Regions from separate parts of the Homo sapiens genome. Here region 2 is linked to region 1. A link is a contact called in ENCODE Hi-C data. All regions are on one chromosome and are shown on one strand. The core of a region is the stretch at or near the end of the contact, and the rest is flanking DNA. Distances in the headings are between cores, read along the strand shown.

The links. Hi-C counts contacts between places; a loop is a spot of excess contacts on that map. Pooled maps may share reads with other maps.
Region 2: a loop to region 1 is called in a map of mammary epithelial cell, with 17 times the contacts of the local background. The contact joins two enhancer-like sites. A Hi-C loop is called at or near these places in 3 of 168 maps with a recorded cell type or tissue (lower leg skin, mammary epithelial cell and sigmoid colon) and 5 of 50 pooled maps.

What each region holds. Positions count from the first base shown.
Region 1 is chr6:160,137,278-160,142,344 of GRCh38, reverse strand. It overlaps SLC22A1 (solute carrier family 22 member 1), which reads right to left. Exons shown (of 11, transcript NM_003057.3): 7 at 2,478-2,692. Among named protein-coding and RNA genes, the nearest start is that of SLC22A1, 18 kb to the right of the region's middle. Within about 2 kb of position 2,669, at least 7 of the 41 ENCODE cell types and tissues checked have a DNase peak (open chromatin) inside an H3K27ac peak, as active enhancers do.
Region 2 is chr6:160,377,523-160,382,589 of GRCh38, reverse strand. All of the region lies in intron 1 of SLC22A3 (solute carrier family 22 member 3), which reads right to left. The region is part of intron 2 of LOC124901453 (a long non-coding RNA gene); the gene reads left to right. Among named protein-coding and RNA genes, the nearest start is that of SLC22A3, 32 kb to the right of the region's middle. Within about 2 kb of position 2,934, at least 2 of the 41 ENCODE cell types and tissues checked have a DNase peak (open chromatin) inside an H3K27ac peak, as active enhancers do.

The DNA of each region.
Region 1 (5,067 bases), core at 1,420-3,919:
CAAAGCCACCAGTGGTTTCCTACCACTCTTGGGATAAAGTCCACAGCTGGCTACTTCCCAACTCACTCCACGCCTCACTCCACTGCTCCCCACGAGCTCGCCTGACCCTTGTCCCTAGATCCCGAGCAGTCCCTCCAATGCCACATTCTTCTCACCCCAAGGGCCTTGCACGTGTCAGAAAACTCTCCCCAGATTTTTACATGGCTCTTCCCACTTCATTTAGGCCTCTTCAGGCCTCCCGTGCCCATTGTAGAAAGCACTGACATCCTTCTCTTTTCCCTCTGGAATGTCAGCTCCATGGAGCAGGAACTCTCTCTGCTTCGCTCATGGTTGAAATCCTAGGACCTAGATACCTGCCAGCCATATAGAAGGCCTGGAGATATTTCCTGCGGGTTGAATGAATGACTGTCCTAAAATGTGATAAGGACTAAGACAGAGGGACGAGGGGAGGACAGGAGCTGGGAGGAGGGGGCTGGGGAGGGGACGATGCCTGGGCTCTGTCCAGGTGACAACTGAATGGACTTAGCCCTCGATGGCCCTCCTTCTTGGCACTCAGTGCTGTGAACTTTTTAAAAGTATGCCCATCCATCACATCTTACCCAGGATTCCAGAAACAGAGAGATTGGGAAGAAAGTGAGCAAAATCTATTTCAGATCCATGCTGCCCCTTTTCCTGTGTTCTCTGTTCTTTCTCCATGAAAAAAAGGGAAAAGAAAACTGAGCTTTCTTTCCCCAACCCTTTTTCTTTCCAGCCTGATCTACACAGCCTAGTTCTTGGGCATACAGATTTCACAGAACAGTCTCTACAATACCCTGCACGAAAGCCTGCCAAAATGACTCACTAAATCAGCAAGTGCAGAGCACACGCAGTAAAAACTGAGAAAAGAGCAGATCTGCCCTTGTATTTATTTTACAACATATCCAAGAGCAATGAATGTGAAAGGCAATTTACGTACTCAAATTAAAACTGACTGAAGTTAATCTGCTTTAGGTTTAAATGTAGCTTGGTTTATCTTTGATTGTAAGAATTACAGACTAAAGTATACATCCACCAAAATGGCCACTCTTAAAAAGATGAGCCAGATCAAGTGTTGGGAGGATCTGGAGTAATCGGAGCTCCCATGTGTTCCTGGGAGGAGTATAAAATGGTCTAACCACTTTGGAAAGCTGTTTGGCAGTGTCTGCTAGAGCTAAACATATGCCTCCCTGGGACCCAGCAAGTGTACTCACAGACCTGTACCCAAGGGAAATGAAAGCATGTGCCTGCCCAAAGATACGTGCAAGGATGATTTTAGTCCCAATAAGTGGCAAACATTGGAAGCAACACAAGTGACAATCAACAGTGGAAGGGATGCAGAGTGTCATATTCATACAGTGGAATCCTACACAATAATTTTGTTTGAAGTACCAACTACACTCTCATGTGACAACATGGGTGGGTCTCATAGGTGCAATGATGAATGGCTCATGCCTATAATCCCAACACTTTGAAAGGCTGAGGTGGGAGGATTGCTTGAGCCCAGGAGTTTGAGACCAGCTTGGGCAACATAGTAAGACCCCATCTCTACAAAAAATAAAAACATTAACCGGGCATAGTGGCTCACGCCTGTAGTCCCAGCTACTGAGGAGGCTGAGGCGGGAGGATCCCTTGAGCCCAAGAGTTCAAGGTTGCAGTGAGCTGTGATTGCACCACTGAACTCCAGCCTGAATAACAGAGCAAGATTCTGTCTCAAAACACAACAACAATAACAAAAACAGTATATTTGGTATGGTGCCATCTATATGAAGCTCAAGAACAGGCACAATCTGTGCTGACAAAGGGCAGAGTAGTGGTGACCTTGGAGGGGTGGCAGGGGTTGTTGTGAAGGAGCCTGAGGGAGGCTTTGGAGAAGTTGGAAAGGTTCCCCATCTTTACGTGGATCATGCTGCCCGGGTGTACACATTTTTAAAAACTCATGGAGTCATGCACTTATAGTTTGCTGATTGTATGTATGTTAAAACTCAATTTAATTTTTTTTTTTTTTGCTGTTTTTGGGGGTTTTTTTGTTTGTTTGTTTGTTTGTTTTTTGGGAGATGGAGTTGTACTCTGTCTCCCAAGCTGGAGTGTGCGATCTCGGCTCACTGCAACCTCCGCCTCCTGGGTTCAAGCAGCCTCCCAAGTAGCTGGGATTACAGGCGCCCGCCACCAAGCCCGGCTAATTTTGTATTTTTAGTAGAGATGGGGTTTCACCATGTTGGCCAGGCTGGTCTTGAACTCCTGACCTCAGGTGATCCACCTGCCTTGGCTTCTCAAAGTACTGTGATTACAGGCATGAGCCACTGTGCACGGCCCCTCAATTTAAAATCTAAAAAAACTTTGTAGACAAAGGTAGCACCTCATCTTTGTTCTCATTCCAGAGGCTTATCAAAGAGTCACAACACTTTCCCCACACTTCGATTGCCTGGGAAATGATGAAAGCAGACAACTTACCAACTTACCAGGTGAGATAAAAATCATGACGAGGCAGGCTGCCCCCGCCAACAAATTTGACATGGCCATGGGGTAGATGCGGCCCACGCGGTCAATGGTGATGAGGGCTATGAAGGCCCCCGGGATTTCGACCAGAGCGGAGTAAAGGAAATCCAGGTAGAGGTTCCCGCTGGTGGCGCCCATGTGCAGGATGAGCCCCTGATAGAGCACAGAGTCCGTGAACCTGAGCCAAGAGGAGGTTTCAAGTCAAAGGCATGAGTCAGAGACTGAAGAAAAAAAAAAAAAAAAAAAGCCCCTCGCAGATGGAGAAAGAGCATGAATCACTGGGTTTAGAATGCCCTAGAGCAATATGAGAAGAGGGGAGTAAAAATGAGAAAGAGTGTCCTAGAAGGGCCCCAATGATACATTTTTTTCATGATAGATGTGAGAGTCTGACTTGTAGGATATGCCTCCAAGTCTCCTGGAGACTGCACGTGAGGATGGCTACTGTTCACTGCAGATTTAAATGTCTGGTTCTGCACCAAGCCCTGCACGTGCGTACCTCATCTGACACCCCAACAGGCCTACGAGGAGGTGGGCAGGAGAGACCAGGAAGTAAGGGGCCAGGTGTCGGATTGCTTTATGAGCTGTGTCACCTTGAGGAAGTTAACTAACCTCTCTGGGCCTCAGTTCCCTCGTCTGTAAATGGGATTGTAATAGTACCTCCCACATCTGTTTGTCTTGAGTACTCACTGAATTAGCGTACAAAAGTGCCAATTATAGTTCCCAGCACACAGTATGCACTCAGGGCACTCAGAAGACTCAGGGCACAACAGACAGAGGCATGGGCCAGGTCTTTCCAACCGCACCATGGCATTCCCGGCCCTTTACTGTGCTGTCCTTAGTGGGCGCTATTGATTCACCTACGCTCTTCCATTCACTGCACACCCCCTCCGTCCATATTTGAGAAAATGTAGCAACATTACAGCATATGGCACACAGACCCGAGGCCTAGCTAAATCACTCTCACCTGAGCCAAAATGTAGGGTGCCTCATGTGTCACTTCGGGGGGAAAATATCATTTGGAAGCTAGAAAGCTTTTACAGTCATATTTACATTGTGAGAACAGATTTGGGTCAATAAGAAATTACTGTCTCATCCCAGCATGCAGATTGCCTATCAGCTCCAAAACTGAGATGAAAATGCATGTTGCTAAGGAATGTATCCTTCTTTGATAAAATTTCGCCTAAAGAAGCATTGGGATGCTTTTGTTTCTAGTCCTAAATTATTCCTGATTGGACAAAGGGTCAAGAGAACAAGAAACAAGGTGCTTGCCTGCAACTCAAGGAGTTGAGGTTAGCCTGAGTGCCTCTGTACCATTTAGCCAGTTAAAGACAGCAGTCATATTACTGATAAAGAAACTGGTTTAAGAGAAAGGAACGTGTAACCTTGATTTTCCTGTCAACAAGCCAGTTAACAAATGTGCCGGGCTGCCACCTGTGGGCAGAGCTCATGAATTGCATGTGTGTATTAAAATAACAAAAAAAACCACATTGACATTGAACATTTCCTGCATGGATGCTGTACCCTCTTCTATGTCATTTACACATATAATCTCCTTAATCCTCCCAACACATCTGTGAGATAGGTACTATCACTTCTCCCATTACTGAGGGGGAAATTGAGTCACGGAGAGATTAAGGCCCTTTGGAAGGTCACACAGCCAGGACATGGTGGACAGACCTTTCGAGTCTCAGTCATGACAACCAGCAGGACAGTAGAAAAGGGCGTTCAGGGGCCAAAGGCGTGAGGCCTTGTGGGCCACAGAAAAGGATCTGGCTTTATTCTCAGTGATTAGGAAGCCAGCAGAGGGTAAACAGGGAGAGACAAGGTCTGTTGAGCTCTAAGGGATGCCTTTGCCTGCTTTGTGGAGCACCGAGGGGCATGGGTAAAGCCAGCAGGCCACCCAGAAGGTGCCTACAGTAATGCAGGTAAGAGATGCTGCAGAACTGTCCATGAGACAGCTGACATTTATACAAAGAATTAGTGCCAAGGACAGGGCTACTACAACCCCAGCAAGGGAACCCAGGGTGCCCAAGATGGGAGGCAGCAGGTTCTGAAGGCATTTCCAAGCCAGTTGATGGAACTTGCCAGAGGACTGGATGTGGGGGTAACAGAACAGAAGAGTCAAGAACACTGCCTTGTGGGGAGTCTCGGAGCTGGGGAGGGGAGCTGAACAGCGTAGCAGAGCGGGCAGTTACTTCCACTGCAGCGGCCAGTCCCAGCCTCCATGCTGAGTTCAACACTGAGTATCCATGGAAACCCACCAGGTACATGGGGCTATTTGCAAAGGTTCACGGGCCCAGCATGTGGCTGGGTGCAGGACCCCAGCGGCAAACTCGGAGACAGGGAGGGTGAAGGTTGAGGCAGGACAGGACACACTGAACCTGGACAGATTCTGGGGCACAGTGTTTACTCATTCAACTTTCAGCAAATATTGATTTAGGGTCTGCAATATGCCAGGCACTGACTTACTACAAACTCTTTGTTCCAATAAAACCTCACATAGAAGAGCAAACAAGTGTGCCTGGGTAGCGGAGCTGCTCCCGCTGAAGGGGC
Region 2 (5,067 bases), core at 1,685-4,184, 240 kb before region 1:
TAGATAATAGTCACTGCAGCCTTTCTGAGTTCTATTGTGCTCTCCTGGTGATCATTGGCTTATTGTTCTGGTAAGAAGTTAGCTGACCTGGACTCAAACTACAAGCTCTGCTCTCCTGTGATATGCAGCAACTGACAAATCCCTAAATTTTTCAGCTTCTGCAGTTGCTTTGTTTCAGGCTGGCCTACTGAAGTCTCCCTTATGTTTGCATAAGTTGGTGGTCAGCCAAGTATTTGGAAAGAGTTTATATTCAGATTTTGGGGTTCATCCTATCTGTGGTTCTCCCATTTCTAGGGAAACTTGCCCTCCTAATTTCCAGCTGGTGTGCCAGTTTTAGGCTCTGTTCTCTTACATCTTTAGCCAGCAGGGCCTCAGCTTCCTATCACCCAACGTGCACATGGATTCAGGAAATGTACTCAGTTAATAAGTGAATAAATGGATCTGCATTTTTATTTCTTTTTCTAAGACAAGTCATACTGGATGAAATTGGGAATCAGCATGCTTTGGCTCTTGTAATATAATACAATACCTACAAGATAATATTGCCTGCTTTCACATTTAAAAATTATAGGAAATGTGCTTTCAGACTACAAAATAATTCTAAAATAAATGATTTATTTTATTAAGAAGACTAAATAATTCCTACCATTATACATATGTCCTTTAGAATTTTTAACTTAAAAAATTTTCTCCATTCCACTGGACTCACTAGAAATATAACTAAATGAAGTGTTATTGTCACCACATGTGATGCTGGAATCTCAGAGGTAGGACAGTTATAGTAGTCTCTTTGATCCCAACCCCAACACATCACCCTAAGTAGGTTTTCAGTTCCACTTTCCATTGGTAGAAAAATCATGGCTGAAAATAGACATCATAATAATCTCTTTGCTAATAAAAGGCCTCTATTATTCCTCTTCATAGTTGTAAAATAAATCATTTATGAAAATAAAATCAACGAGTTTACATTCCACTTCTTTCTTAGGCCTAATTAAGTGTGTGTCTCAATTTATGTGTTAAACCTTGAAGATATTGTAGTATAACTTTTAACTATTAGTGTTTAAACAATATATTCATATACTTTCCCTTTAGAACAGTGTTAATTAGAGTTGTGCACAGTGTCCAACTCACACTTTTCCCAGTATTCTCAGTTCCAGAGACAACAGTCAGCCTTGAATACTGGAGAGGAGTCAGCTTCTGTTTTACCTTACTCCATGATATCAGCCATAACTCCTATTTGAAGTTCAAGTTTCAGAATGCATGCTTCCAAAAATGTGTCTGCTGATATGCTTTTGAAAAGTGTTACATCAATGTACAGATAAAAGACCTTCAGGCACTGTCTTTATAAGATACTACTAAAGTAATAATCCACCATAGAATAAGAACAGCTCCTACATGTGGTATTAGGAAGGAATGCCTCTTTTTGTTTTTTTGCCTTGGAAATGAGATTATCCCTGCTTTGATTAAAACCTTCAGTAGCTCCCCACTTTTACAGAATAAAGTTTGGGCTTTTTGTATTTATTCCAAGGCCTTTCTCATTGTGTCCTGGCACATTTTTCAAATCCTGTCACCTTCTCGGCTGCACTGGCATATTCACCAATATTTGAATTATGTTTACCTTTCTGAGCTTCCAGCTGTTCTCTATCAGAGCCTTAGCAGATATCTGGTTCAGTTCGCTCTAGAAGCTGAACACCTCAATTGTGACCACATATCTTGAATTTTCTAGAAAAGTCCCAATGCCGTTGTATTTTTAATCTCTAAAATGAACTTGGCACTTCTCAGTCTATGTGTCCCTGTTTTTTGGTTCAGAAACTATGATTTACTACGTTATCATTCTATGTCATCAGATTAAAAAGCTGATTAAAAAACAAATAATTTTAAAAAGATTATTGCACATAACTTAATTTTTTGAAAATTTAAATAGCATAGTGACTCTATAGAAATTAGAAGAAAACAACAGAAATCATTATCATCACTTGCATTTCCACACTGATATGCATATTTTTCTAGACCTTTGTCTATGTATTTATGCCTATGTATATGTTTTATAAAGATAAAGTTATGTTCTCTTAGTATTTTAGTTGAGTGGCATATGATTTGTGAGTCTGTGAATCTTTTATATCATCATCATAAAAGGTTGCATTTAGTACATTGTATATATGATCATAATTCTCAAACCAATCTTTTATTTTGGAAAAGAGATTACATGCCTTTACTTTTCATTATTGTTACAGAAACACATTGAAAACCTGTTTTCAAAAAAGGGATACTAAACCTATAAGAATTTTAAACTATAGTCAAGTCATAGGAAGAAAAATAAATGCACTGGGTATAAAAATTAAATTATAATTTCAGTTTATTATTCCAGTTGTTTTATAAACCTCACATTCCAACTTATTCTAAAACAAGTTTTTAAAATATTATGTAACATAATTTGGTAATTTCTGTAGATTACAGATTCTTTTGTGAAATGTCTAACAGACCTTCTAAAATAAATACACTTGAGTATATTCTATAAATATCCATTATTTTCTCCACAAAGTTTTTAGCCTCATTATGTGAAAAATATGACACAGGATCTGTCTAGATAAGCCTCAGTTTAATTATAGTGATTACAACTTCTTCATATAATTGATTTTGTATACCTTATATGACAATAATCCTCTGAAATAATTAGGAGTTTTAAGGACTTTAGAAGAGTGTGATAAAGACATAAAAATGACTCAACACTTTTGAAAGAAGCCTGTCCAGATTCAATGATGGGAGAAATAAAATCTGGTGACATAGTCAGCATATATATTTCAGATGTATTGATCTTCATGTGACTTGTGAGCACAGGTAAGAAATGAAATACAAATCAGAAAAACATGGCAAGAACAGAGCATGAGTCATAGCTCCTTGCTTTCTGATGACTCTAACTGCAATAATCCATGGTGACTGGTTTGTATTTGGAATTACACAACAATTAGCCAAAAATGGGCCAAGTGTTTAATAATGGTAAGTACTAAAAAGCAAAACTAAACACACAGGATAATAATAATGCAGATTTTCACTGACTTTTATGGTTCTTTGATTTGGAAAAAGGAAGGTACTAAATTAACCCATCAGGAAGAAAGAGACTTTGGGACTTCACTGTTGCAAAAAGTAGTTCTATCACATTTAGTTGGCATTTTGAAAAGAGTGTCAGAGGATATTCTTTTGCTACTAGAAATTTTCCTCAAATACAGAGAAAGTGATATTGGGCAGCTTTGTGCATTCTAAGACCCCATGTAAGGAGCAGGAGCAGTGCCACAGCCATCATGATGTAGACAGGGTATCAAGGGAGAGCAAAACAGATAGAGGAAAAGCATTAAAAAGTACATTTTTTAAAAACCTCAGAATGAGTTTCACTATCCCTTTCAAGGAAAGGAAAAATAGGGACAACTCTCCCTCCTTGCCTTGATGTGAGGGCATGATGCTGAGTTCTGTGTAATTGTTGGGGCTGCTTCCAGGACTTCTAGACTCCAATCTCTTTTGGCAATCTGCCGCCATAAAATGTCAAGGATTGCCTGATCTACAGACGGTCCCCAACTTAGGATGGTTCAACTTGGCGATTTTCGACTTAATAATGGTGTGAAAGTGATATGCACTTAGTAGAAATGTACTTTGTTTTTTAATTTTGATCTTTTTCCAGGCTAGTCATATATGCTGGGAAGTGGCAGTGAGCCACAACTCCCAGTCAGTGATGCGATCACAAGGGGAAACAACTGATACTATATCCAATAAATTACATGAGCTATTTAACCCTTTATTACAAAATAGGCTTTGTGTTAGATAATTTTGCCCGACTGCAGGCTAGTGTAAGCATTCTGAGCAATTTAAAGTAGGCTGGGCTAAGCTATGATGTCTGGTAGATTAGGTATATTAAATGCATTTTTCAACTTATGATATTTTCAATTTAACAATGGGTGTATCTGGATGTGATCCCATCCTAAGTCGAGGAGCCTCTATATATTACTGTCCACCAGACATTCCACGAAAAGAAATTCTAAGGTGGAGGATAAGGGCCACCATATCTGATTAGATTTTAATTTCCGTCTTTCAACATTATGGTAGCCCTTTTTCTCCACTTGGAAAGCACAGTTGCCAAAGATTTTCAAAATCTCGTCAGAACATGCAGTAACACGTGTACCTTTTAAAGCTTGCCAAAGCCTACATTTTCTAATAAGAACACCCTCTTATGACATAGACAGCTGACCTGATGAAACACCAGCACCAGTGCCATATGAAAATCCACCTTTCCAGAATATGAAAACTAGCCTACAGAATTTAAATATTTAGTATTTTCCCAGTTTAATGTGTATCTTTTTTAAACTTCTAAATATCATTGACTTTTATACAAATATTAGAAAGCTATATTCTAATTCTACTACCATATTTTTGAGCTCAACATATTATTCTAGAATCTTCACAGCCTCAGTTTTGTTCACACATAAAATTAGGGAACACAAATCAAACAATCTTGAAGGCTGGGGCTTTCTTGTTCTGATATTTTCTGATTCTGTGAATGTTGAAGGAGTGTTAAATACAAACACCAGGTTACTCATATCACTGAGAGGATTACCATTAGATTAGGAGAAAAACATACAATGAAAAGGTTTACAGGAGGAACATAACACTAAATAAACCAATTTCACAAAGCAAAAGCTACTGTTAGAATGAGTGAACAAATTTCCACAGGTTAAAAATAGTGAACTGATTCAAAGAAACAAAAATCTTTGAGCCAAACCTACGTTTGCTTAGCAGCCTCTGCAGAGGGCCCCTCTTCCTCTTGTGTCTTGCATCCACTTTTACTTTGTGTTTTGTTCTTTTGGTGGATTGTGTTTGAGAGCAAGAGTAAGTGAGACTTGACCACAGAATTATTTTCATAACATTTCCAGTTGATTGGAATCAGGAAAAGAGACTCGAGAAAACTCTTAATAATCTTAGGAGAGTTTTGGCAAGGTTTTCTGGGCAAAGAGCTTCAAGGAAGTCCACTCCAGCCTTAAGACAATAGGATTATTGACTGAAGTCAACCTGGAGATGGAA